Linked DNA regions of Homo sapiens: all the other regions are linked to region 1. Evidence: chromatin loops called from intact Hi-C (ENCODE). Cell type or tissue: IMR-90. All regions are shown on one strand. Region 1 overlaps BCL6 (BCL6 transcription repressor). Region 2 has its middle 76 kb from the start of LINC01991. Region 3 overlaps LPP (LIM domain containing preferred translocation partner in lipoma). Region 4 has its middle 24 kb from the start of TPRG1. Region 5 overlaps LPP (LIM domain containing preferred translocation partner in lipoma). Region 6 has its middle 94 kb from the start of TPRG1-AS1. Region 7 has its middle 6.9 kb from the start of TPRG1-AS1.

Region 1 (4,000 bases):
GTTTTGAAGGGTTTTATACCAATGCTTTCTTGAAAAGACTAACTTATTCTGGGTTTGGTGGATAGGGATGGGACTCTAAATGCTTAAGTTGTCGTTTGCTGAGCCCTTGAAGAGTTCCAGTTATTGGTTGAGTAAATGGTAGCCACGGCTAGATGTCAAAACCCTTCCTTCCCTCTATCCCCTACAGGGTAATGACACTCACAACCCACTTTGTTGTGAAAAACTTAAGAGATATAGAGGAGGCGGTGCAGCAGCGCCACCCCTCGGTGGGTGAAACTATTGGCAAAAGTCAATTTTTGAAAAATATTGGGAAGTGAACTTATGAAACATTTTTCCCCCAGAGATTTAAAAAAAATAGGGGAGATAAAACTAACGGATAAAAAGGACTTTGAAGTTTATCAAGTAGGGAAGAAAAATGTTGCTTTCCAACTAGGATGGTGTTATAATAGGCAACGTGGTTCTAAGGTTTTTTTTTTTGGTGGGGGGAGGGTGCCTGGTTGATTTTAAGTAGAAGAGTTCTCCAGGCGGAGGTAGCCCGGCCTTCCCCTTGGATTGACTTCTCAGGGCATCTTAATTCTGCTGCCTGTCTGATACCGAGATAGTGAGGGATGTTTTGGTGTAAAACACCATAGTGGCTGGAAATGCTGTAGTTTTGCCGGCGGTGGCAGGACGTATGTGTAGGGGGTGTGTTGAGGAGGTTTGTGGATGGCGTGGAGCAATGGTAGGCTGGTCTGTAGCCCTCTGTGAATCAACATCGAATGGCGCGTGCCGGTTTCCAGCACTGCGCAACAAGTGGGACCGCCGCTGCCGCCGCGAGCACAGCGAGGGTGCAGCGTGGTGGCAGAACTGGCTGGTTTCTCTTTGCCCCAGTGGAAACCAGGAACGGCCCCTCCCAACCCTCCCGATGTCCACTCCGAGACCCACAACTTCACCAAAAGACCATACCCGACTCCCCACTCCCCCGCTTTGCCAGGCGCAGTGAGCCTGAGTGGGATCCAGCACTCGGCCCCCAGCGCCCCTTTCCTCCGAGAAGATCAGGAGTTTATTCCCGACTTTCTTTGCTGGATGACCAGTGTTTGGCAAGAATCTCTGCCAATACTGTCGAGTGCCATTCTGCCTTTTGAAGACAAGTGCACCTTCTTTCCCTTCCCAGTACATAAAGCTTTTCGGAGGCTGGGGGAGAAATCAACTTATGATACATGAAACCAGCTCCAGATACCGCGTTGTGGTTGCTAGAGGCGGGAGCATCGGGAGGAACGGAATTACATACACTAAATTAAATGTTTTCTAGCTTTGCTTTTAGAGGCAATCACACCCCCAACCCTCGCCCCCACCAGACAGAAAATAAAGAGGGGCGGGTAGGGATCGGTGTGGAAGCTGCGGCCGCGCGGCGATTCTCGGACGGGCTGGCCTGCCACCTAGCGGTGGGCTGAGATCGAGTTCGCGGCCATGGGCGGTGGGCTCGCCGTTCCACCTCCCGGGCGGCGGTACCCTGACCAGATGCTAGGACTGACAGAAGGAGGGCACCCTCCAATGGGGATGGCATACAACCTCCAAAGTTTTGGCAAGAGGGATGAAAATCAGAAAGGCCTCGCTGCTTGCCCATCACTCAGCGATGAGCATCTATTTGCACTAAGAAAAACCACAAATAACCCGCTTCGAACACACCATCTTCCTGTCCCTGTGGCCCCTCTTAGGGGAAGTCGGTAGTGGAAGGATGCCACCTAGGAGCTCAGGGGCTTTGGGACGTACAACTCTGTTTTGCAGTTGAGGAAACAGGCCCGACGAGGAGGCTTGTTAGTGGTGAGTTAGTGACTTAACCAGGACCAGATTTTAAGCTTCTGAATTTCATGTCAGTGACTGAAAGCCAAAGGCGGGTTTATCTCAGCTCCTTAGAAGTATTTATGAGAAAGGAGCGGCTGCCAGAACCATGAGTTTAACCTCTTAGGTCACCTTTGTTGCCAGTGTTCATTGGAAACCGCTCCCCAGCAGTCTTGGAGGATTTTTTTTAAAGAAAATATGGCCTAAGATTTTCGGTAATGACACGAAAAGCCCAGATGGTGCTGAAGGGTGTGGGTCTCGGAGCTCGGGGGTTTGCGTGTTAAGAGGGGGGTTAAGGCCTGGACCAAAGACTTGCAGGGCGAGCCTCGATTCTGAAATCGCTCTCTTCCCCTTCCTAACATCCTCTGCATAGTAGCCTGGCGAGAAACCGGGTGTGTGTGTGTGAGGGGGTGGGGGTCATGTGGATAGGCCAGAATTTGTGCCACAACAGTTCCTCCGTAAAGTTTTCTTTCTCCGAGCTCGTGACTTAAGATGGCAAACGCGCGTCCGCATGCTGGCGGCCCCTAGCGGCAGCAGGCGCGCTCTGCAGGGGGAGACAGCGCCGTCGCCCCCGCCCGGGTCGGCGGGGATCGAGTTCGGCCCCTCCCACTGCGGGAGCCGTCGGAGGCCGCGTCGGAGAAACGCGCCTCTGTTCGGACTGGAAACGAATCTGGGAACGAGTTTGAAGCGCGGTCAAGTTTGACTCATCGCTTTCCAAGGACAGTTAGTGCCTTCCATCTTCATTAACGTGAATAAGGACCTTGGCTGACTTCTTTCCAGATCGGATTTTTAAAGGCATTGTTTGCTTGAGGAGATCATGCTTCTCCCCTCCCCCGCCAGCCTTTTTGCAAAGGCTGAGCCCAGTCCAGCCAGGACGGCCGAGGGATCTCTGCTCCGGGACGCGATTTGCTGGCATTGTCTTCGGGCCCTTCTGGAAGGCTGTCTCGCGCTGAGCGTATGGGGAACGTCCCTTCTGCAACTCCTCTTCAGATCTTGATGATAAAACACATCCCTCTGTTTTATTGCATTTCCTAGAAGCTTGCAGGCTTGCAAGAGCACTGTTGGCAGGAAACGTGATAGAAATGAAAGTCAGGACACAATGTCCCCGAACACCTCGGTTATCCAAAGCGGCTGTCGAGGCCATCGCGTTATCAAATTCGCTTTTATTTACTGTCGTCTCCTGCACCCTCCCGTTCCCCAGCCAAGAGGGCGAAGAGTGTTTTCCCCCAAGAATAAAAACAGCTCCGCGATTTGACCTCACCCCCTGCCGCCGGACCACGGTGGTGTCTGCAGCCGTGCAGCTAGTTGGCTGAAACACTGCTGAGACCGGGAGCCCCACGGCAGGGCCCCTGATGCGGGGTTCACTACGGCAGTTGCAGCCTTATTAAAATTCCTTGTCCTTGTCCCTAAACAGTGCTTTACACTTTCAGATTTCCCTTTGGATTTTTCAGCGGGTTATTGGAGTTATTAGATTACCAATAATCCAACAGCCTCTGTAGCCTCTCTGGCTGGAGAGGAGGGGGGAAGGGCGGAAGGCATTCTCCAAATCGGGAGGCTCTGGCCAAACTAGGTCAATGGGAAGGAGGGGAGGGGCGAGAAAGGGGTTGACGGTTTCAAACCTTGATGGAGGGCTCTCTCTAGCGTTAGGCAGCGGTAAAAACACCATTCGGTTTGAGCTCCCGGAACCACGGGACTCCTAATTTCCAATAAATGCACTTACTTCATTTTAACTTCCCAGATTCTCATCCCTACCCCTTATTAAATCCCAACCGTCTCTTTCACCTTTATCCCACCGGGCGAAGGGGTGAGAAAGCCTCAATGTAGGATTTTGAGGCCAAAGGCTCGTTCTTTGCAGACCGACTCTGACCCTTCCGCTTGCCGCAGAAGGGATGAGCGGCGCAGTGTGACGCCACTGGCTAGTTTTAGGACCAGACTGCGGCCTTTGTGGCTGAGTCTTTCGCTGTCCCCTAGCCCCCGAAAGCGCACCCCGGAGCCTGCTACCGAGACCAATTAGGACATGGCACCCGGGGGTTATAATTCCCGGGAGGGCCACAGGAAGGCGAGGCAACTTTGGAGAGTGCCAGTGCGCGCGCAGGGGTCGGGGCCCCGGCCTTTGCCGAGTCCAAGCTGTGTCTCTACGGTTTCGGGGAAATCGGATTCGGAAATCCTTACGGCTTGG
Region 2 (4,000 bases), 310 kb before region 1:
TGAAGAGAAACAACTTCCCAAATTCACTCAGCCTGCCCAGAGCCTGCAAGTGGAAAATCCCTTCTCTTTGTACCTAGGAAGGAAGGGGAAGAGAATACAGGGTGACAGAATGGTTCCCTTTGTCTGCTCTCCAGCGTCTTGAAGCAAATCTAATAGGAGTGCCCTAACTCCTCTCGATTTCCTGGAAAGTGATCAGCAATAGTATGGTTGCCAGTGGCCATGAGGGAGCTAGGGTTTGGAGCAAACATTACAGGAAGCTGGAGAGGGAAGCTTTTTCTCTTCTGTACCCAGAAGAACAGCCCAAAGGGAGGAACACTGCCTATGATTAACTAGCTCTTATTTAGGCACAGTATTTTTTTGGTTGATGTCATAACGTACCTTCACTTTCATGGTCTCAGTTGATCTAATTCTTACTGTCTTTGGAAAAGAATGTGAAGGTATCATCGTTCCCATTTTGTAGTGGAGAAAATCGAGGCCGATAAAGACTTGCTTTAAGTTTCACAGTAAGTATCAGAGTTGGTACTAGAGCTTCATCTCCTATGTCCTTGCCCAGTATTACTTAGGCTTCATTTTGCTTCCTGAACAGTCTGCCCTTAGGCATCTAACACAGAAATCTCATTATAATAAAGTATTTTTAGTATTCATGTAACTTAAGCCTTTTGGATGGAGCCCAAGGCAGAACCATCTTATATCCTGAATTTGGCTCTGTGGCAAATAGTGTTAGAACATGGTTCATGATCAACTATGGGTTTCGCTTTACAAACATATCTCTGAAAAACTTCCCTATGTGGACGGAGAACAGGCTAATTTATCTTGGGATAGGAGATTTCTCTTTGAAACAGTTGCTGGGATCCTGGAGAATAGAGGGACAGTCTTACTATAGTACTTAACCGTGCTGAGCTTGCAAATCCCTAACCTGATATTTTTGCAGAATCTCCAATTCAGAAAGATTTGTTTTGGCAGAGACTGAAATTCTTTATTTGGAACTTGAGGTATCCCTGACCCATAAGCATTCGGCTTGACAGATACGCAGTTGCATCCGTCATCACTCTGCCCTAAGCAGGGCAATGGCTGTGGTGAGCAAGAGTAGGGGATCCCGGGTATGGTCTTGAGTTTGTGGCTAACACATGAGATGTGGGGAAAGCTGCTTTTCTTTTAGGGGGCTCAGTTGTTTCAACTGTCATATGTTGAGACAGCATTAATCAGTGGGCTTCAAACTTTTAAAGCCACCAGATTTTTCCCCCCAGAATGCTGTGGGAACCTAGCATGAATAAATAGTAAAAGTGGGACTCACAGCTTCTCCATTTAGCCACTGTATGTCTGTAGGGCCTCTGTGGACTCTAGTATGGCAACATTCGGATACATACCTTTTAGCCCCCAACACTGGGATTCTAAAGATGAGTAATGGCTTAGTGATAGATGTTAACCTCCTGAGGGGTTGCAGTGAGCCTGGAATTCTGGATACAGAACTGGTCAGACAGGGAAAAGGGCTGTAACAGTGTGACAAACAGTAGAATTAGAGTGGAGGGTAGCAAGATAAAGTTTTACATTTCATGGGTTAACAGCACTTTATAGTTTACAAGTATTTGCACTATAGTTGTCTCTTTTGAACTTACGCAACACTGTGTGCTCAGGCATTTGTGCAGCAATCTTTTGTGAAGCTGGATTATGTGCCTGGTACTGTGGGTTGAGCTCATGGACATAAAGAAAGAGGAGAGCATGTGAGCCTGGAGGAGCTCATCATCTTATAGAGGAAACAGGCAGGTAAAGAAATCATTGCAATTGCAAAACAGAAAAGCTGTAAGAGAGGTGCAAACAAATGTTGAGCAGCGAAGTGAAAGCAATGATTCCTTTTTCCTGGGGAGGGGAGGAAGGCATACCTACCGTGGGGCCTGCAGGATGAGTGACCTAGGCAGATAAATACCTAGGTAGAGAAAAACACGTGCACGAAGCAGTGGAGGCCTGTGTGAGCAAGGTGCGTTTGGGGGAAACAGGAAGAGCTAGGGGAAATCTGGCCTTCAAGGTATGGAAAGGCAGTTAAACAGTGAAGTTAACCTGCAGCTTAACTGGGAAGGACTTTGAATACAATGCAAAGAATTTGGACCCCATGGCCATTAGAGCCCCATCTTCCAGATGAGGAAAAGGGCCTTCCCTTCGCACAGGGACAGCCGAAACTGTGACTCCCACGTTCCTTTTGCTACCCTGTGCTGCCTCCAGCAGGCCTGAACCGAGGCAGGCCCTGCGTGGGAGAGGCCTCTGGGCTGTTTATCCTGCGCCAGTGGGGCTAGCTCTGGCAGGGAGTGGAAGTAGGTGAGGTGGGGGCTGTGGAGGAGAGGAGGAGCCTGACAACAAGGGCTACATTCAAGGCCTGCACTGGAGCTGACGAGGAGAATGGAAAGCTACAGTCTGTTGGAGCCATCCAGCCTTGGCAAAGCGGTCGGGGCCTTATAAGGAAATGTTGTTCTCTCCCAGCCGGTGGGGCTGGGATGGAGCCCTGTGCCCACAGGACAGAGCTGCCCTTGTGGTGGTAGGCTGGGGGTGCCACCCGCCCCTCTGCTGTGAGCAGGAGCTGTCAATGGGCCACTTCTGCAGGCTCAGCATTCCCTCTCAGCCCCAGTGTGCGTGTAGCCCCCACCCCTCCACCCCCTCCCACTCCCCATTGCCTTGGGCTGATTGGAGGAAAGGAAAAAAACAAAACAAAACAAAGACTTGGCAAAGTCCCAGGCCTCATTGCTGTTTGATGCCGAATTATTCGGAAAATAGGCTCAGGTCAAATTCTCTCTTTTTCCTGAAGAATGCATGAATAAGGGGATTGCTCTTTGTCCTCCTTCCCTGCCTGGCGCCCGCATCTCTTTTCCTTGTGATCACGAAACTCCCAGCACCCCACACGGCCCAGTGCAGAAAGCAAGAAGCTGAGATGAGTGGGCGGGGGAAGCCTTGTGCTGGTGCCTTTTCCACCTCCCAAGGGTAGAGCAGCAGCCACCGGAATACTCATAGGAGAAGGGTGACTCTCGGACTCCTTACCTGTGCCGGGCAGACCAGAGGGCCAGGGAGAGAGAGATGGGCACAGGGTAAAAACACAGCCTGCCCAGAAAGCAACAGAAAGTGCTCCTTGGGGTGGGCGCGGTGGCTCACGCCTGTAATCCCAGCACTTTGGGAGTCCAAGGAGGGTGGATCACGAGGTCAGGAGTTGGAGACCAGTCTGACCAACATGGTGAAACCCCGTCTCTACTAAAAATACAAAAATTAGTTGGGCGTAGTAGTGTGTGCCTGTAATCCCAGCTACTCAGGAGGCTGAGGCAGGAGAATTGCTTGAACTCGGGAGGCAGAGGTTGCAGTGAGCCCAGATCGCGCCACTGCACTCCAGCCTGGGTGACAGAGCAACAATCTGTCTAAAAAAAAAAAAAAAAAGTGCTCCTTGGGAAAGGACAGTAAGCATTAGTCAGCTCCTGGAAGGAGGGCTTTTCTACAGGGAGTGAGGAGAGATGATTTAAAGCACTGATCCCTAGCAGATCTTTCTGAACTCAAGATTGGGGATAGGAGCAGAAAAGATGCTTAGTGTGGCCTTTTGCTTTGGCTATTCATAGACCCCGTGCATGAAACCCTGGAGCTACAAGGAAGCAGGTTGGCCAGTGCAGCTCCTCACCTAAAGCTGAAATATTTTTACAGCAAGCTTGGCAGACCTTCAGCTAACCAGTGCTCCTCTAGTCATCATGGACTTAGTTCCTCAAGTTAGTCTGTCCCAAACATACAGCTCAACCCAACAAGGAGAAGTAAGTCATGGAAAGCAAGAGGAAACTTCCGTTTCCAAGGAGTTTACCATCCAGAGCAAAGCTACAAGGAGCACACAATAATCCAAACACAAAGAAGAAAGTTATGGCCAGGTGTGGTGGCTCACGACTGTAATCCCAGCACTTTGGGGGGCTGAGGTGGGTGGATCACCTGAGGTCAGGAGTTTGAGACCAGCCTAGCCAACATGGTGAAAACCTGTCTCTACTAA
Region 3 (4,000 bases), 750 kb before region 1:
CAGATGATGATTAAGAGCAAAAAGCAACCAGGAAAACTGTGACATTCGCTTCTAGAAAGTCACAATGACCAGAGCCAGTGACATGCTAAGAGCCTACCCAGCCTTAATAAACACACAATGACCTACATATGTGGACCATAAAAATAGGAGATAATTGCAAAGCAAGCTGCTGCTGCTATTGCTGCTTCTGCTGCTGCTGCTGCTACTGTTGCTGTCAGGGTCACAAACAAGCTACAAATCAACTGGGGTTTGCTGACCCAAAAGGAACTAGGCAAAGGGCCAGGAAGAAATAAGCATCTCAATCATCTCTTTGGTATGTTTTCATGGATCAAGATATCCTTGTATTCTCACCCTTTTGAAAACAAGCATTTTAGAATACATTAAAGCTCTTGCTGACCATGTTGTTTTTGCCCTGGCAACACTGTCCACTACCTCTACTCTTAATCTCCACAGCCGACATCTCTTTTCATACCCAGCCTCCTCCTCCTTTATCACACTAACCGGCAGCAGAAAGACAGACTTTTATGATAAGGTGGTCCAACCCACGTAAAGCCAGTTCAGCTGCCTATTTCTGTGAGTTCATGAATGAATGTGGCCATACTGTAGGTTTGAGTTCCTTATGTCTAAAAATAAAATCCTGTTGTTCTGTACCTGAGACCATGATAGTCCTACATGGAATCACAAGACAAAAATTCCAGTGCCGGCCAGGCGCGGTGGCTCACGCCTGTAATCCCAGCACTTGGGAGGCTGAGGCAGGCGGATCACGAGGTCAGGAGATCGAGACCATCCTGGCTAACACGGTGAAACCTCGTCTCTACTAAAAATAAAAAACTAAAAAAATTAGCCAGGTGTGGTGGTGGGTGCCTGTGGTCCCAGCTACTTGGGAGGCTAAGGCAGGAGAATGGCATGAACCCAGGAGGTAGAGCTTGCAGTGAGCCAAGATCACACCACTGCACTCCAGCCTGGACAACAGAGCGAGACTCTGTCCCAAAAAAAAAAAAAAAAAAAAATTCCAGTGCCAGTTTTGCTAAAACTTGAATTGATTTTCAAATTATCATTGTTAAACTAAACACATAAAATTAGTAAGTAGGAAAATGAGGCCGGGCATGGTGGCTCATACCTGTAATCCTAGCACTTCGTGGGGCCGAGGTGGGCGGATCACCCGAAGTCAGGAGTTCAAGACCAGACTGGCCTGTGTGGCGAAACCCCATCTCTACTAAAAATACAAAAAATTAGCCGGTCTTGGTGGGGCGTGCTTATAAAGTCCCAGCTACTCGGTGGGCTGAGACAGGAGAATCGCTTGAACCCAGGAGGCAGAGGCTGGTCAACAGAGCAAGACTCTGTCTCAAAAAAAAAGAAAAAAGATTATAAGCCACTATTCATCATACACATATATGAGCTTTGAATTGTTTTCACAAGAATAGATGCTCAAGAGCTTTTGGAGGCTGACTTTAAAATAAACAATTTCAGACATTTCTCTACTTTTCCACTAATTCTGGGCATAGCTCATGTTACTCTGTGCTTACTCACTCCTTTGAAAAGTAACATCTTTCAGTAGCTTTACTCATCAACTCCTTGAGACATACAGCACCTATCTCTCTCCTGGCCTGGTCATTCCTCTGACTTTGCATCACTTTTTAAAAGGGGAAAGAAAACCAATATGAGGACATCATAAAGGGACACATTTCTACTCAATAACAAAGAGAAATGTTTAACATTTGAAGTAATCACCAATGGACAAAACCCCTCTGTTTTCTAATGTGGAGGGCCTGGAGTTACATTAGCAAGCCTGGCCATTTTGCAGGACCAAACAGAAAAGGAAAGATGAAAACCAGAGGTATGCAAATACTGAATAGTAGGCAAATGAAAGCAAGCCACAGGACTGGGAAACAAACAGAGAAGCAGAGTTAGAAGTTGTCAACTGGAAGTCACCAAGAAAAGACGAACAAAGATATCATAAAAAGAGGAAGTTAAATATTGAGCCCCTGAATTCAAAGCCATCAGATGTCAGCAGGTAAGTCCCCATGGATCTGAAGGAAGTCTACCAGACAACTCAGAATTGTTTGCATGGGGTTTCCTGCAAGTGCAACATGTTTTGCCTTAATTTATGTTAACAGTATCACTTGGCATCCAACAACAGTTCTGGGGATATCACCCTTATATTTAAAATAATAACAAGCCCCTACAATAAATTGTCAATGGTTTCAGAACAAAGAGTAGGTTCCACAGTTAGAAACACAAGGCCTACCACACTTACTTTGAGCTCTCCTTCCTCTGTGTTTTAATTCTTTTATTTTATTGCTGAAAAATCCACTCACCTATCTGAAAATTAAGGTCCCACCCAGCCATCAAAGTTCAGTTCAATTTAAATTGTTTCTATGAATCCTTCTTGCCTCTCTCCAGTCACAGTTAATTTACTTCCCTCACTCTCCACCACTAACCTAGGACTTAGATTATGCTTCTGATCAATGTATGATGACCAAAGCATAATTTACCATAAAATGACTTAAATGACTGTGTATATGCATCTTCCGAATGTGATTCTGAGTACTGTACTGATCCATCTCCTTATCCTGCAGCACTGCCTCACCTATCATAATTACCCATAAACATTTTGTTATGTAGGAAAAAATTACAAGATTCAAACAATAGAAAGGAACTTGAATGTATTAACTCTAATTCTCTTGCAAGTCCAAAATTCTGAGACACGTGACTTCTTTGTAACTACCTTAAGCAATGTTATATAATACTAATACTTGCCTATGGCCTGGCTGAAAAGAGGAAGAAATTACCAACTGTGGGGTCAGATAAGAATAAAACTAACTGGCCGGGCGCGGTGGATCATGCCTGTAATCCCAGCACTTTGGGAGGCCAAGGCGGGTGGATCACAAGGTCAGGAGTTTGAGACCAACCTGGCCAATATAGTGAAACCCCATCTCTACCGAAAATACAAAAAAATTAGCCAGGCGTGGTGGTGGGTGCCTGTAGTCCCAGCTACTCAGGAGGCTGAGGCAGGAGAATCGCTTGAACCTGGGAGGTGGAGGTTGCAGTGAGCCAAGATCCCGCCACTGCACTCCAGCCTGGGTGACAGAGTGAGACTCTGTATCAAAATAAATAAATAAATAAATAAATAAATAAAACTAACTGACCGTCCCAAGGCTGAGACTCAGAGCATTAAACCTATGATGCCAAGTTTTAAGGCTATAATCACTAGCATATATGTCTACTTACAAGAAGCATTCAATTTACACTGAATGAATGAAGAACAAATGAATTAATAAAGTGATTGCTGAAGTGTCACTACAAACATCACAGGCATGGAGGTCACGTTGATCCTGACAGAAAAGCAAACCAAATCCTTCCCCTGTTTTCCAAGTTGCATCTTCCCACATGAAAATGAGAACTGTTAAACCAAGAATCCTTAAGGCTAAATATTTATTTGCCTTTTTTGAAGAAATAAAAGCTTATAGCATATATCAAAAATTCAGACAGCCAAGCAAAACTCCGGCATCACCTGCTCCTTCCAAATAAAAACGTGTAACCCTCTGCAATGAATCTCAGAGCCTTGAAGTCTGCTAGAGGACTAAAGCAAAACCAAGTTCATGGGCCATCTGGGACAGCAGGAAGAAGGTCAAGGCCAGGAGTCAAGATTTTTCAAATTCAATAAGACCTCTGTCAGAAACCAGAGGATCCATCCCTTCTTGGGTCTCAGTTTCCCCATTTCCAAAAAAAAAAAAAAAAGGAAATTAATTTAGCAAATACTTGAAAGGACTGTAACTAGATGCCTGGCGCCAGAGTTGGACTAAATGATCTCTAAGGTCCCTTTCTGCTCTCAAAATCTTACAACTCTTATAATCACTCTTAGTAGACGTTCTTTTGGCTCTGACCTGAAAATCTGGCTGGAAACATAAACAGTCTTCTGCATAAAAACACACATTTACCAGCTATAATTTGGACTTGGGAACATGAGGTTTTAACCATAGCCGAGAGGAAACTGCGC
Region 4 (4,000 bases), 1.4 Mb before region 1:
GCAGAACTGCATTTCCATTTGCTGTAATAAAACATAGAACAGCCCCAACTCATTAGTTATAAAGTGTGATATTCTGGGTTATTGTTTATCGAATTTGGCACTGGGTACATCAAAGGACACTGGTCAGTGTGCCCTCAGGAAAATAACAATTAACCTAAGTAAAGCAGGCAAGAGTCGATGCTAAAGTAGTTATTCAACCATGTGGAAAACACTGCGTACATAATCATGTACTGGGAAAAGTCATGCAATGAAAGTTAACATCTTTTTTTTTAAAGGCCTCCAAGAAAAGATGGGGGCTCTGGTTGGAAAGATGTGGCAGATGTCAGCTACCAGATGGCAAGAAGGAGGCAGTTCCGGACACAGGCTCGAAACAGAGAAGTTAGTGTGGGAAAGTGAGAGCAAACTGACCCCACCATGCAGAGAGAGTGGGCAAGGCGTGAGTAAAGACAAGGAACAAGAGAAAGAATGAGAGGAAATGCTGTTTGGTGGGTGGAATTTGTGTTTTGCCTCTAGAAGTGTTGTTCTGAAGAGGGCAGAAGATAACCACGTTGGCTGAAACAAAACAGTCTTTGCCCATCAGGGGACCAGTCACTCTTCATCAGTTCTTAACATCTCTCCTCTGGTGGCAAATGCCATCTAGAAGCTCCATGTCTTCACAGAACAGAAAGTCCTAGAGATCTTGATAACTCAGCCACTCATCAGAAAGCTCTTGAATGCTTTCTCAGAGTGCTGTTCTTGGAATGAAAGCAACAACTTTCGTGCCCTGAGTAAGATCAAACAACTTCTCATAACTCCATCATAGATTATCTGTGCTGCACATATGCTGTAGATACTTAACATGAATTAATACATTAGACAGCATACAGTGATGCTTAACAGACACTGCAGAGATGGCTGCTTTCTATCCACCTCCCTACACGTGTCCGTTAGCAATATAAAGCTAGGGGCCAGGGACCAGGTCATATAGATTGTTTGGGAACGTTAATTTATTAATAAGATAGAGATTACCATAAATGGAATCTTGAGAACAGCGCTGAGATAGAAAAAGATCTAGAACCTACTTTATGGATACCTATGACATAGGAGGGATAGGACGAAGCTGGTGCTAACACCAGAGCAGAGATAGTCACATTAGGTCAAGCAATCGCCCACAGCAGCAGTGTCAAGCAAGAGTCTGCTGAGCCTTAGGCATTACCCAAAGGCATCCGCATGTTCCAGGAACGGGAGAAATGGGATGGTGGAAGTTCTTCGGGCTCTGAATCCCCACTTCTGCTTTGACCAGAAGAACTATGGTTTTATCCATTTCACATAGTGGGTTTCCACAGGTGATTTCAAGTAATGAGAGAGTTCCAAATGTTTGAAAAGCGTGTGTACCGACACTTGTTTTTCATATTGCTTTACCACCCAAATCTGAATCCTTTATATTCTGGCTGTATAATCTAGAGCCGATTCATTGCCTGGGTCAGGCAGTCAAGGCCTCTCATGGTCTGGCTTAAACTTTTCCCAGCCTTTTTTCTATAGCTTCTTGCCATGCTCCTTACTTACCAGCCAGGCTGAACTAACAACTCACACCATGCAATGACCCATGATGTGCCCCTTGTTTAAAATAAACTTTCTCCTCCTTTTTGCCACAGTGCGAGGCATGCTTCCAGACTCAGCTCAAAGGTGGCTTTCCCTAAACTCCCAGAGAGAGGTCCTCTGCTTTGATAACACTCGGCACCTTTTCTTAAAATAGTACTTATTCAGTTGTAACCACGTGTTGGGCATGTCCGTTTCTTCCATTAGACTGTGAGCCCTTTGCAGCCAGGAACTGTGTTTTATACGTTGCTGTTTTGCTGAAGACTAGGAGTTGCCTGGCCCCTTCTAAGTTTAGAGTAAACTTTAAACTTTCCCATTAAAACGACAGTGACCAGTAGTGCCCACCAGATGGCAGTGTGTGGACATTTTTGCTTACCAATCAGGAGGGAGCAGAAAGGTTTTATAGCAACTTGCCTTTCATCTTTGTCCTTGCAGACAAACAAATCCTACAAACACCAAGACTTTTGACTGGGCAGAATTCACATCTGTGAATCAGAACCTTAGGCAGCCTTGTATTCCCTATATGCTGCTACTTTTTGAAAACACTCCTCTCGAAGATTGAGAAAGGATTATGCTGTTTGTGTTCCAAGACAGAGAAACTTAGGTTTGAATTTTATCTTCACAAGTGCAAGGTGACCATCTTTTCAGCACTTGGGAAGAACGACCACCCACATCCACTGACTGCTGGCGTCTGCTGAAGTTCCTTAACCTCCTGCCCACCCCCATCTGCCAGACTCAAGCAACAAGCAAAAGTCAGCCACGCATTCCATGCTTGCTTTTAAAATCACTATCTCCCCTGGGTTCCACTGGACAGCACTGTGCTTTTCAGGCCGGAGACCTACAGGTCACTTTTCCCTCTCTTCCAGGATAGAACTTAGAGGTACGCCCTAGCCTCCTTACCTGTGGGCCTGGGATGGTCTCTGGAACTTCTTAGAAGCAAAGGGGCTTCCAAATGGAAGACATCCTAGTCGAAAGGAAAAACAAAAAGAAACATCCCAGTGGGTCTCCCAGACGATACAAAACATTCAAAGGCAAGAAGAGTCTCAATTTCCACTTCTTTTCTGCCTCCGACATGGCTATTTTGTAATTTCCTCTGCTCTCTAACCAAGTGTTGCGTCTGCTGGTGTAGTAGTGCTACAGGTAGAGAGCAGGGAGGGGTGGCTGCCATATCCACCTGCATCCACAATGCTCCAGGTCCTCTAAACTCATCCTACCCCTATGGATTTTCTCTTTCTCCACTGCTAGAGCAGAGGTTATATTAGAATGTGAGGCCGAAAGATTCTGGAGAGCTCAGCTTCTTTTAACTAAGCAAGTCTCTTTTAATTCACAGGGAATCTCAAGGGTCTACCCTGGAGATGGGATCACTGGATAACTCTTCCCTCCTCTTCCTTCTGTAGATAGTGTAGTGGTTAAGACTCAGGCTCTGGAGTCAAACAGACCGGGGTTCAAATCCCAGCTGTGTCACTCCCTGAATCTATGACCTTGGATGAGTTACTTAGCCTCTCCAAATCTTAAATTCTTTATCAATAAATGGAGAAAATACATGTGGACCCCAGAGGGGACGCTGTGCAGATTAAATGATAAGGCAGGAAAAGTGTTTAGTGCAGTACCTGTGTCCATATACTAAATAATAGCATTAGCATTTGCAGAAGTACTGTGGAAAAGGCACAACTCTCTAGAAATGATTCTTGGTGTTACATTCAGCCCAGCTTTGGAAACCTCTAAGAACCAAACACCTCTTCCTAAATCATGCCAAAACTCATCTTTTAAATGAGATGCATATTGCTTTCATTTAATTACTTTTTTATTTATTAGCATTTATTTAGTATGTAAACTGTGGATAGCTCAGGGTAAGCAGTGAAGATACAAGAATATATAAAACATGGTCTCTGCCCTCAAGGAACTTGTAGTGTGTTGAGGAGATGCATCCACAGCAATTATAATATGGGGGATCAGTGCTCTAACATGGGTATGTACAAGATACAACAGACAGAGTGGGAAGGCGTCTTGAGTCCCTGACACTCTGTACAGGGCATTGCAGGTCCTTGCCTTCCTGGAAAAGTCTACTCCCAACAACATTTGTTTTTTTGAGAATCCATTATGATGTCTCATACGTCTAACCTTGACACTGGCTACTCTCTTTAAATGGAATATCTGCCTGGAAAATTCCTAGTAATTGTCTAAGTCTTCCTCAGATCCCTCAGAGAGACTTACGGGCGCCTTCTCTTCCTAACTGTGACCTAACTGAAGGTGGAGGTCACATCTTTATCCTTTGGCCACCAGCATTTAACTCACTGCCCAACATGAAACTGATCTTTAGTCACGGCAATGCATAAACAAAGCTTTAATACATTCATCATGCAACCAACACTGCCTGGTTTTTCAGTACAGGGAAAACCAGCTGATGTGATGAAGGGTCTCC
Region 5 (4,000 bases), 850 kb before region 1:
CTGTACACATCCCTTTATCCCTGTAAAACAAGCTATGAAAGCACATAATGACTAACTGCAGCAAAATTACTCACATTCTAACTTTGCATAATCACTAAAATGGCTCTGGTTTTTTAACCCTCCCCCTTCAACAATTCTGCACTCTTAAAAAAATTTTTTTCAACCACAGCACAAATGGTTACAGCAAACGGGTGTACCAGGCACATCTGCTGCTTCAAAAAGAATTCACTCCCCTGTGCCAAATCCATGTCTATCGGAAGAAATAAAAATAAATTGCGAGCAGGTTCAGCAAATGCCCAGATAAATCCTGTAGTGACCACATGGGTTAGATTCATTTCTGGTAGTCGGTTTGTCCTGAAAAGGGTGAGGCAAAGGAGGGGTGATTTGGAAGCAAGGGACTCTCTCTCTCACGCCTGTCTTTGTCACTCAAGAACTGAATACACAGTTAAGGTAGCTCCCTTCTCGATTTTCTGCACAACTATTTAAAAAATAGGATTGCGTTTATATAATCCCATAGGTGAAGGGCAGTGGGCAACATGTCTTGCAATATATGGACAGTGTCCTTTAAAAACAACAATAATAATGAGAACAACAACAGTCTTAGTTTGAATGGTCCCACAAATAATCTTTCCTATTTTTTCTATTTATATTTCTAACAGCTTTGCTGAAAGCGCCTACTTGATATTTTAGATCATTCAGTGCAGTAGATAACCTAGAATTTGGGGTACTAAAAAATTATGTTTTCTCTTTTCTACACACTATTAGCTGGAAATCTAAGGATGGCTTTTGAAAGAGAGCACCATTATTTTGACCATGGTACAAGGTGACCAAGCTCCATGGCAGAGCAAGGGGAGGGTGGCTAGCCCAAGATCAAGGTGTCAGCACAACTGCTGAAATCCTCATCAGCTGGGGGATACGAATGACTGATGGGGGTTCATTCATTTGGGTCTTATTCCTCCAGTGAAACTTCCTTTTAAAGGTAAAATGAGGAATTAGTTTATTATTCTTCTTTCCTTTTTAAAAGAGCAAACATCAACAAATTCAAAGATAAATATTCTTTGGGACACAATTTTAAATTAGGACAACAAGTACTGAAATTCCTGGGTTCAAACAAATTCACTTATATTGTTTCTTGGGTTTCAATTTCCTCTTTATAAAATTAGGGGATTTGATTGAAAGAATTCAAAGAATTTGGGTAGCTTAAGGTACCTAAGGGACGTTTTTGGGCTCAGATAAATTCTGATACCTAAGGTTCTTTGGAACAGCATATAAACAGAAAAACCTTCTCATTCAAACATTATTTTCATAATTTATCTTTATAAATATCAGGAACTGTAGAGGTAATAGGATACTTAATCCTGTTATGCTATAATGTTTCAGAAAAATAACAGGATATAAATTCATACATATATCATGATAAAAGTCCTATATGTGAATAAGAAAAACAAAACAAAAATTATGAGTGGTAATTATGAGTGGTGTCAATACAGATATTTTGCTCTTTTTTCTCCTTTCATTTTCTTTTATAAAATGAGCATGTATATTTATATTTACAACAAAGTAACTTTATTTACAGAAAAAAATAATCATATCTCCAAATATGTTTTCCTTTCAGAGAACACATTGGATTTTTCCCAAACCACCCAAAACCAAAGAAATATGATGTTTAGTTGGCTCAAAATTTAGACTTCAGATTTCTTTTTGAAAAATGCAATCATTCAGATAGTCATTGAGCATTTACTGATCACTTTCTAATTACCAGGAATGTTGCCAGCTACTGGGTAAAAAGTTACCATTTTTGGCCTCAGTGAATTCAAGTATAGACAGAGAAACAGGCAGAAAACCAGTAGAATTTTTTCAGAATTCCAGAAGTCTTACAAATCCTACTTGGAACACAGCGCTCCACTGCAACCCATTCATTTTTTAAACAGAGAGCTGAGTTCTAGCCAGCTAAAGAACACTGGCTTAAGAGCAGGGAACCAGGGTCCTTTTCATTCCACTCTGAACTGCTGAATTGCTTTAGGCACATTCTTGTCTGTGTGACTCAGTTCCTTCCCCTTCAAGATTCTGGGTAAAAATAATTCTTTATACTTTACATGGGCAGCTGAATTCAAACGTCTTCTCCTAGTCTGTTCTCCCTCTTGATATTCCATGTGTAAGTGCTATGGCCTAGGTAATTCTTACACATTCTTAAGTTTGAGTACCATTGTTCTAAGCTATATAACTCAGGAAGGGGGCCATGTTCTAATATTCCTATCTTCAGCCTTTCATAACACTTAGAACATGGGAGCACTAAGTCTATGCCATAGAAGAGTATCAAAACATCATAGAGCTCTACTTACCATTTGATCCAGCAATCCCACTACTGGGTATCTACCCAGAGGAAAAGAAGTCATTATTCGAAAATGATACTTGCACACGTGTGTTTATAGCAGCACAATTCACAGTAGCAAATCGTGGAACCAACCCAAATGCCCATCAATCAATGAGTGGATAAAGAAACTACGGTGTATACATATACAGTGGAATACTGCTCAGCCATAAAAATGAATGAATTAACAGCATTTGCAATGACCTGGATGAGATTAGAGACTATTATTCTAAGTGAAGTAACTCAGGAATGGGAAACCGAACATCGTATGTTCTCACTGATATGTGGGAGCTAAGCTATGAGGACGCAAAGGCATAAGAATGATACAATGGAGTTTGGGGACTTGAGGGAAAGAGTGGGAGGGGAGCATGGGAAAAAAGACAACAAATATGGTGCAGTGTATACTGCTCAGGTGATGGGTGCACCAGGATCTCACAAATGTCCGTTAAAGAACTTACTAATGTAACCAAATACCACCTATACCCCAATAACTTAGGGAAAAATAAAATTAAAAAAGAAAAAAATTATCAAAGAGCAATGAATGAATGAATATATTAAAGTATGAAATTATTCCTCATTTTCCTCTCTTTACTTAATTTTCTCTATTTAATCTGTGTGTGTGTGAGAGGGAGAGAGAAGAGAGAGAGAGAGCAAGAGTGAACACCTCTATGGGATCTACAACAATTGGAATTATAGAAATAAAGGAACATGATAAGCAGATCAGCTACATCATTATTAGGCAGGAAAAGGAGAGAAAATCACAAGGGAAGAAACACACACACACACACACACACACACACACCAGGCATCAGAGGTGTAATCTATACAGTTATTCATTCTATTCCTAGATTTCTTCATCCAATAACCTAGAAGCAAATAAATAAATGAATCAGAAAAACATACACTTTTCCATGGATACAATTCATGGAATGGTAGGATACAGAATTATTCAAGAAGAATTTTTATTATTGTAAGAGGAGAGTTCAACTTTGTATTCACTGTTTTCATGTTTTTAAATAATGTTTAAATAAAATAATATTATTCATTGTTTCTTAGACTTTTGAGAGAGCTAGGCAAGCCCTCGTGTAAGACAGTGTATTCATTAAAACAATGATACGCCGGGTACAGTGGCTGACACCTGTAATACCAGCGCTTTGGGAGGCCAAGGCAGGCAGATCACCTGGTTAGGAGTTCAAGATCAGCCTGGCCAACATAGTGAAACCCTGTCTCTACTAAAAATATAAAAATTAGCCAGGCGTGGTGGTGGGCACCTGTCATCCCAGCTACTCAGGAGGCTGAGGCAGAATTGCTTGAACCCGAGAGGTGGAGGTTGCAGTGAGCTAAGATAGCCCCACTGCACTCCAGCCTGGGAGAAAGAGTGAGACTCCATTTAAAAAACAAAAACAAAACTAAAAACAGTGATACTCATTGTAGAAAATATGAGAAGTAATAACAAGGTTAATAAAGAAATAAAAAACACTCGTTCAAAACTTTAGTGATAACAACTGTTTTGGTAACTTTATTTTCATGGTTTGTATTTCTATGTATACTTGTATCTGTGTGTAAGTGTGTGTGTGACTGTGTGTATGTGTGTGTGTGTGACTGTGTGCGTGTGTGTTTTGTATAGGT
Region 6 (4,000 bases), 1.3 Mb before region 1:
GATCACAACCCAACTACTAGTTTTAAACAGTGATTCAACCACTAGCCCCAAGCAGAAATGCCAATGTCACCGTGCCCTCCTTCAATTCAAGAGTGGGTGTCATAGAATTCCAGTGCCATCGCAGTGCCTAAATTGAGGTGGTGTCAATATATACAAGCCAGTCTCTGAAGGGAGTTGTCGCCCAAAAAATTGTAATGGAGTTAAGCAGACGATTGGCTTTTATGACAGTCTGCTTCTTAGTAAGTCAACAAATTGTTCTTCCATCAGGGGTGAAAATATGAAAAATAAAGAGAACACTTAATGTCACAGAAGGTCAGATCCCATAAAGGGCCTGCATGATATGCAGTCCAACCTTGTCATTTGTGTGAATGGAAAAACTGAGGGCTAAGAAAGAAACATCTTGCACGAGGTCACAGAGAAAGTCAGTGGAAGTGTTGAAAGCATCTCCACAATCTGACACTCCTCATTCCAAGCCTCAGGGTCTTTGCAATACCCTTTAAACCGTACTCTTTAATCTGTATCCCCATCATGTTGTTTCCCCAAAGAAAGAATTTTATGTTTATTAAAACTCAGGCACCATGAGGCCCTATGTTCAAGCCAATATTTTGTGGTTTAGATTCATCTTTCGGTTTGGATTCAATCTATATATAGTTTTCCTTCTATTTTTTGAACAGGGCCCATTTAATTGTGACCTTGTGAAACAAGGTGAAAGTAGAAAGGCCTTATAGTTAGCAGATCCCATAGTGTTCTCCTTTGCTTTACAAAATATTTGGAGAATAAACAATGGGTGAACAGTGTGGTCATTGTCTCTGGTTACAAACGGTGACAGGCACCGGGCTTACTCTAGCTTGTTTCAGCTGTCTCCTTTATGGAGGTCTTTGGGTTGAGACCAGGGTTTCCTTGACAGCTCTTCTGGTGAGCCACCACGCAACCTCCTGCTTGTAGCTCTTCCTTCCTATGGACCTCAGTTTCCTCATCCATAAAATAAGGTTCCTCCCAGCCTTAGCAGATTACATGTTGTTATATGATGATTTATCTCAATGCCTAAAGAAACTATTTAGCTTTCCATTGTGTAGCATACTTTTCTTCAAGCATGATTGAGTTCATTTTCATGAGGGATCATCAAGTATGCCTCAAGCAGCTGAGATACAATATAAAGAAGCAGTGAGAAGACCTGGGTTGGTGAGCCAACTCTGACCCCTGCTAGCCCAGAGATCCACACAACCTCTCCAGGACTCTATTTGTTCATCTGAAGATACAACGTCTTCCTCCTTCCTCTTCATTCAAAAAGTATTTCTTGAAAATCCATAATTAACCAGGATTGGCATGAGATTTTTGAAACATAACAGATACCTAAGTAACCTATAAATTATTAAACATCTTATAGATAGAAAATGTTATCAATATTTTACTCACCTCTGACATAAAGCTTATTATACACCTAGCAGATCAGGATGACCCAAAGAGGGATAAAACACAAGGTAAGATACTAGAAAAATAAAATTAACCAAAAAAGCTGAAATTGGAAAAGAAATATATTCTTGATAGTTCAAAAAAGGACGTTAAGGTTGTCATTATAGCTAAAAGTTTATCTTTCTTTGACTTTTTAATACTTGTTTTATAATTTCAGATTTTTTTTTAATTTCTAAAATTGAGGATATTTTCATTGTTCAATGTTTAGGGCTTCTTAAGGACCTAACCTTAAGAAGATAGGTCAATTCCCATCAACATGTGTTTACAGAGCTCCCCAATGATTCAGAAACAAGCTGCTAACATTGGCATTAACAATACAGAAGCATCCTAAGGCTGGAGGTAGGGAAGTTGATTTTCATATCAGAATCCAAATTATTGGGTGAGGCTCAAGCAATGGCCTGAGATGGTATTTTGAGAGCAAGAGAAGGCAGTGTCTAGTTGTATATTTTACGTTCAACATCCTAAGGAAATAAACAGTTCTGCAGCAACAGGGACAGCTCAGCATCTGAGTCTGAGGCCTTTGTGCATGGCAGTTTCAGAATCTGCTGGGGTTTTCCCCAACCCTTCGCCTCCACTTGAAAGCAGATCTAAGGGCAAGCTGGTCTCTCAAAAAGAAATCACATTCTCTCCTGCCACCAGAGGGCCCCATCACCAGGTAACATGGCAGAAAATTGCTGGCATCTGAGTAAAGGGCTAAGACTAGGAAGCTTGTTCCACCTCCCCACATGGGGTGAGAAGGGAAGCCATGAGTGCCTTGCCCATGCCCCATGTGCAGTTTTGCTTTGCTCCCTAATTAGAAACAATAATATCTCCCACACATTGAGTGCTTACTTAATCACAATAGTCCTGTGAAGTACGTGCTAAAGAGGCTCAGAGTTGTTAAATAATCTGCCCAAAGCATACAGCCAGAAAGGGAAGAGCCAGGATTTGAATCCGAGACTCTCTGATTTCAAAGTTCAGATTCTTAGTTGCAATACTATATTTTTCCTGTTACTTGAATAACTCAAGCAGCTTTTAGTTTATCATTTGGGACCTAGAGGTGAGTTTAAGGAATGCAATGACCATGCTACATGAGAATCCAGCTTATGAAATGATCCTCTTTCTAGGGGGAGGTGGGCTCCTTCCAACTTAGCAAGAAGGAAGCAAAGAATTGGGAGCAATAAGGAAAGAGGAAGTAGAGGAGCCTAGCGACATCCTAAAATGGCTGTGGCTCAGGGGTTCCCTGATTCTGTTTCCTTTCACCAAATCTAGAGCTGTGATGTTATCCAGGCTAAAGTGCAAAGGCACCCTGGTTCAAGATGCAGGTGCTCTCAGCCTAAAATGGAAACAGTCAGGGAAAGACCAGAAGACTGTGGAGGGGCGACCAGGGCTGAACAGGCTTGAGGAGCCTCTTGGGAAGTAAGTCAATCTAAGGAATAGCTGCCAAAGCCCAGGCAGAGATGCCTGAAAAGTGCCTCTGAGCAATAGAGGAAGAATGACACTGAGGACCACCCTTTGACTCATCTCGTGGCTCAGTCCCTAGGGACTTGTGCCCAAATCATGGGGAAAGAAAACAACCTGGATGGAATGTTTTACCCATCGTTTCTTTAAGACTTTGAGAGTAAGGGATCATACCACTGTGGGACCAGTGTAACAGACAATGGTACAAGGTTGGGAGAAAGGGGTTTTTTCCATTGCAGAAGATATGAGCAGAAGTAGCACCAGTATCAGGGGGCAAGAACAGCAGTACTCTTAATGGTGGACAGAATGGCATTGTGCTCCCACTGAGAGATGCCAAGAGCCTTAGCCACAGCAGGAAGCCAAGCAATGGCCTGAGGTGGTATTTTGAGAGCAAGAGAAGACAGAACCCTTGGTATAACTCTCTTGGCACCATCCATGGGGAATACCACCAGCAGCAACAGTGATGAAACTACCAGGGAAACAAACATTTTGGCAACCAAAACTGAGGAGGCTTATTTGTCCATCATGTATACCTCTGGGAATACCTGTAAATAACTAGGAGGATGGCTAAAGAAGGGATAGAAGTTCAATATTTCGCTGTTTTCCTAAATGTCTAAGGAGTCATAAAAGTCTATTTAATTTTCATTAAGATTAATTCACTTTCATTAAAATTCGTTTCTTTCATCTACCACAATGAGGCCATTCAAGAGAAAACATGACTTATAAAAAATGTAACCCCCAAATTTGGAGTTTAGTGGAGGCAAGCTAGGTCCAAGAGTTATAACCTGGCCCTAGGGTGTCAGGGAGGCAGCTTTCCAGGCATAGCCTCTATAGAAAGAGCTTACATAACTCCCTTAAGGAAGGAGTAATGTATCTTAAAGTAATGGATCAATGGTCTGGTTCCAGTAGATTCTTGAGGTTTACATATAAGGAAATGCATGTTTGTAGGAAGAATTCCATAGCAGACTGGAGCTGTGTTACTTAACTTTAGAGGCTACTTCTAGCTCCAATGTTCTGTTGCTCTTTGAAAAGTCAAAAAAAAAAATAGGAGTGAGAAGAAGATATCAGAATGATCTCCTTTCCAAGG
Region 7 (4,000 bases), 1.2 Mb before region 1:
TCCACATTGTTCTCACTAAGAACACTTCTTGCTGTCTCTTACTTAGTGCTCCTGCTGGCCTCTGGCTACTTGGGAGAACCATCGGCCTTTTCATTTAAAAAAAAAAAAAAAGTGAAAGTGGGGGATGAAGAAAGAGGGTCCCCTCAAGCTGTAATGAAGCAGTCACTTCCTTGGTCATCTAGACCACTGCGGTGATGGGCTGAAGTTAGCTCAAGAAGCCATCGGCATCTCTCAGTGCAGGTTTTGACATGAAATGGCAACATTCAGGCTTTGTAGAAGAAGCTGAAGGCAGTAAACTCCAAGCCAGAGTAAAAATCAAGTGTGTTCTGATGTGTTGGATCAAAACTTGGGAACCTCATGTGCTCTATCCTACCCCTGATAACAGCTGCAAATGTTTGTTTTTTTTTCTCTAGCATCTGGCCGGCCCATGTGTAAACAGAATGAAGAGTCAGCATGGGGAAAGAATCTGAATGCCCCGTTTCTCAGCCTCTTAAGGATACAGTGAAATGGGACAGGGTCTGAGTTAGGAAACTCTTTGAAATTACACGGAGATTCAGGCAGCAGCTCCCAATGGCACTATAGAATCTCTCACCTATAAGTCCCTTTTTATGCAAGAAAGACAGTTAAACAAAGGTAGTGTTGGGTAGTGGTAAGAACAGTGGATTGAGAATTGGATGACTCAAATTCCAAATGAGGCTCCTATAATAACTGACCGTGAGCCTTTGGGAAGACTATTCTTTCTGGGTCTCATTTCACCATCTGAGTTATAAGATGGCGGAGTCTTCTCTAAGGTTTCATCCAGCTTTACTTTTCAACTTTTTGGCATAATTCTAGCTGTAAAACAGGGGTCTAGGACTAGAATCTACCATATTGCTATGTTTATTCAATAGGTATATTCCTAGCTACTGTTTCTTCCTTTGACTAAATGACACTTTAAAGGTTATATCAACTCCCCCAAATCTTTTATGTCGCTTTACCTTGTCTCAATCCTAAACAACAAGTTAGGACTAACATCAGTGCTAAAGATAGAATTCAACCTATCAATTATTGTTTCTGTTCAAAAGCTAATTATTTAATCAGGGTCTTCCACTTGTTCAAAATTATAAGCAGATTAAGTGCTGAGCATGATTTTTAATGTGAAACATATGACTTTGGTATTCAAATGTACTTTTAAAGTTTTCAATATCTTTTCAATTTCTAAAAAGTAGATCAGAGTAAAATTTTTTTAAAGTAAAGATACTATTAGCTTTGATAAATGAAGTACAAACTAAATAACATATTATGAATTTGTAAATTCATATACAAATATACCTTGAAAGCTAAGTAAAGAATGTTGACTTAATTTAGCAGGCAATGAATGGAAGAAGGTTTCTAACTGAAGGAGTAATTACAATCTGAGACTAGAAACTGAGTTATTCCAAGAAATTACTCTTTGTAACCCAGCAATTAAACCTCTCAAAGAAGGCAGAATTCTTAGTTTTATGCCCATTTCACTGGATTACATTTCCCCTCTTTAAATTCTATTTTTTCACCACATCGTGATCCTCTTAAGAAAAGTTGTCAAAGAAATGGAAATAGAAGGAATGAGAAATAAAAGTCAAGAAGACATTGTAGACTTGATCTGTCTTATTTGGAGCTTGTATTTAAACAGAGGTACTTTTCATCCTTTCAGAGTTCCAGTTGGCCCCACTTCCAAGATGGCTGAGGATGTTGGCTCCTGCTCCATTCCAGCAGAGGGCGCTCTTGGAGCAGGATTGGGGATGGCAGTGGGAAACTGGGAGGACAATCTGAGCCTCATTCACCAGCCACTTAAGTTTGGTGTGAATCTGAGTCCTTCTGGACTGACCTAAAAGACAGCTCATTGGTCCGTGCCTTACAGAATTCTATTCATAGTCTAGTTAAACTCTGATGAAGACCCCATTTTCCAGCTCTACCTTCTCTGCTTACTGTAGAGAAAAAAGTGACTAAATTATCCTCAAGAAATAGAAAATAAGTTAAGAAATGTGACATCTGGGCACGTGCACAGAGGAGCTACTGAGGACTGAGAAATCAGGAAAAGGTTAGCCAAAATAGGTGTGTGTGAGAGATGTCAAAACTGCTTAGCAAAATCGCCTGTCTACTTTCTACCTCGTCTTCCAGAAGGGAATTCATAAATTTTTTTAAAAAGTAGTAGCAATATCATGGGCAGAGCCCAAATAATGACACAAAATGAATCTTGTACAATTGGCCCTTTGTATCCATAGGTTCCACATCCATGAATTCAACCAAGTGTCGATGAAAAATATTTGGAAAAATAAATGGAAGGTTGCATTTGTACTGAACATGTAGAGATTTTCTTGTCATTCTTCCCTAAATAGTACAGTATAACAACGATTGACATAGCATTTACACTGTATTATTATGAGTAATCTAGCAATGATTTAAAGCATATAGGAGGATGTGCGTAGGTTATATGCAAATACTACACCATTTTATATGAGATACTTGAGCATCCCTGGATTTTGGTATCCTCAGAAGATTCTGGAACCAATCCCTCAAGGATACCAAAGGATGACTATACTAGGAATGAATAGCTGAAATCCATAAAGGTTTTTGAGCTCAAGAATGATGTGAGCAAAGCTTAGCAACTGGGTTGCCTAGCAAAAGATTTATCCATTGCAACCCAGGGACTGAGCTCCAACTTGTAGCAAAAAAAAAAAAAAAAAAAACAAAGAGCACCAAGGAGCAGTGGAGATCTGGGCTGTAGCCCTAGCTCCAAGACTTCTTGTCTCTGTGTCTTTGGCCAGGTTCCTTGGGTGCGTCTCTTCAAGCCTCAGTTTCTCTGTCCATCAAGTGTGGGAGCTAAACCACATAACCTGTCAGATTCATTTCATATTTTACATTTTGAGTCTGTGCGTTTGTAGCATATTAGAACAGTAATTTAATTTTTCCTCAGGGAATCCATGGAAGGCAGGTTAAAGGTAGCTGACCATTTATTATGTCATTCTTCAGTGAATAGACATGTCCCTGAGGGAAGAGAAGAGCTCTTCTCAGAGACTTCCAGTCGCATCCTTCCCTCCAATCGACATATGCCCTCCAGTCATGAGCAGTGGGGGTGTGGTGTGGGGCTAAGGGTGAGGAAGAGAGTATCTATTTCTTAGCTGGTTTATGGAATCCAAGGTGGAAGTGGAGTTTGATCAGTCACTCAGTGTAGACTGACTTTGGGGCAAATAGAAAGCGAGCACTAGAAGAAGCTTAAGAGCTCAACTGCTCTTCCCTATCATTTAGTAAATGCTAAAATGTAGATCTCAAGGCCACACAGTAATTGGTAGAATAAACCTGGATTATGGTGTTTTTATAGGCTAAATGTAACCTCCAGCATATAACCTCCTCACTTACTAATCCCTATATCTCTACCAGAACTATTTAGATTTTCTCCTCCTGCTCATCACTAGATTTTTGCACTGCTTAGAGATGATCACAATCTCTTTGATCCTTCTCACACAAAACTTCACCTCATATATAGGAGCAGTAAGGTAATAGTTTCAGTGGAATCTGCTGTCTCTTGTGATGCTCTGAAATTTGGATCTTTTGCCTGAACTAACATCTTAGGAGGGCTTCAGTCAGTTCACCATTCGTAAGTGGATTTATTTCTTCATTTCGTGCACTAACTTGGGTCCAAGTGAACCTTTATTTATTTATTTACTTACTTACTTATTTACATAAACCTACTTGAAAAGATATATGAGGAAGCTTATAATAAAAATCACAAGTATTTTTAAACCCAACTATAAAACAGGAGCACAAATGCAGTTATACTTAAACCTAAGTAGATCCACCCAAATTTTTAATGATTTTTTTTTTACTATATAAGTTCACTGATGAATTTTCCATCTGAAACTTTATATAAAGCAACTTAACAGATGCTATCTTTATAACACCATTATAATAAAGGCTCTTCTATGTACCAATGTTACAGCAAACCTTGGTAAGTGTCGGAGGTGTACTATCAAGTTGTACT

What was found. A loop is a pair of places that touch in the nucleus more often than their neighbours do. Peaks named below come from ENCODE experiments on the same cell type or tissue, not always from the same donor. Only the 100,000 strongest peaks of a DNase experiment are listed, where the experiment ranks them.
Region 2: a loop joins it to region 1, with 3 times the contacts of the local background. A loop is called at or near these places in 66 of 110 quality-filtered maps.
Region 3: a loop joins it to region 1, with 5 times the contacts of the local background. A loop is called at or near these places in 10 of 110 quality-filtered maps.
Region 4: a loop joins it to region 1, with 19 times the contacts of the local background. A loop is called at or near these places in 89 of 110 quality-filtered maps.
Region 5: it touches region 1 in a loop (6-fold over the local background); 29 of 110 quality-filtered maps call a loop at or near these places.
Region 6: it touches region 1 in a loop (4-fold over the local background); 25 of 110 quality-filtered maps call a loop at or near these places.
Region 7: a loop joins it to region 1, with 8 times the contacts of the local background. A loop is called at or near these places in 107 of 110 quality-filtered maps.

What each region holds. Positions count from the first base shown.
Region 1 is chr3:187,738,457-187,742,456 of GRCh38, reverse strand. The region is part of intron 1 of BCL6 (BCL6 transcription repressor); the gene reads left to right. Among named protein-coding and RNA genes, the nearest start is that of BCL6-AS1, 3.2 kb to the left of the region's middle. RefSeq lists enhancers at 267-766, 767-1,268, 3,361-4,000 and a silencer at 2,684-2,859. In IMR-90, CTCF peaks have their summits at 261, 1,415 (motif pointing left), 2,347 (motif pointing left) and 3,457; DNase peaks (open chromatin) are centred at 206, 1,896, 2,426, 3,416 and 1 weaker place; H3K4me3 peaks cover 3,390 bases; H3K27ac peaks cover 3,448 bases.
Region 2 is chr3:188,050,811-188,054,810 of GRCh38, reverse strand. No RefSeq gene overlaps it. Among named protein-coding and RNA genes, the nearest start is that of LINC01991, 76 kb to the right of the region's middle. RefSeq lists an enhancer at 1,644-2,616. In IMR-90, a CTCF peak has its summit at 2,222; no DNase peak of the experiment used is centred here.
Region 3 is chr3:188,487,762-188,491,761 of GRCh38, reverse strand. The region is part of intron 5 of LPP (LIM domain containing preferred translocation partner in lipoma); the gene reads right to left. Among named protein-coding and RNA genes, the nearest start is that of LPP-AS1, 79 kb to the left of the region's middle. In IMR-90, no CTCF peak of the experiment used is centred here; DNase peaks (open chromatin) are centred at 271 and 1,541; H3K27ac peaks cover 257 bases.
Region 4 is chr3:189,146,126-189,150,125 of GRCh38, reverse strand. It overlaps a transcript of TPRG1 not described here. Among named protein-coding and RNA genes, the nearest start is that of TPRG1, 24 kb to the left of the region's middle. In IMR-90, a CTCF peak has its summit at 1,926 (motif pointing right); a DNase peak (open chromatin) is centred at 1,965; H3K27me3 peaks cover 174 bases.
Region 5 is chr3:188,592,327-188,596,326 of GRCh38, reverse strand. The region is part of intron 6 of LPP (LIM domain containing preferred translocation partner in lipoma); the gene reads right to left. Among named protein-coding and RNA genes, the nearest start is that of LPP-AS1, 26 kb to the right of the region's middle. In IMR-90, no CTCF peak of the experiment used is centred here; DNase peaks (open chromatin) are centred at 96 and 1,966; H3K27ac peaks cover 1,104 bases.
Region 6 is chr3:189,039,800-189,043,799 of GRCh38, reverse strand. It overlaps a transcript of TPRG1 not described here. Among named protein-coding and RNA genes, the nearest start is that of TPRG1-AS1, 94 kb to the right of the region's middle. In IMR-90, a CTCF peak has its summit at 2,124 (motif pointing right); no DNase peak of the experiment used is centred here.
Region 7 is chr3:188,952,534-188,956,533 of GRCh38, reverse strand. No RefSeq gene overlaps it. Among named protein-coding and RNA genes, the nearest start is that of TPRG1-AS1, 6.9 kb to the right of the region's middle. RefSeq lists a silencer at 1,700-1,994. In IMR-90, a CTCF peak has its summit at 1,731 (motif pointing right); DNase peaks (open chromatin) are centred at 413 and 1,773; H3K27ac peaks cover 290 bases.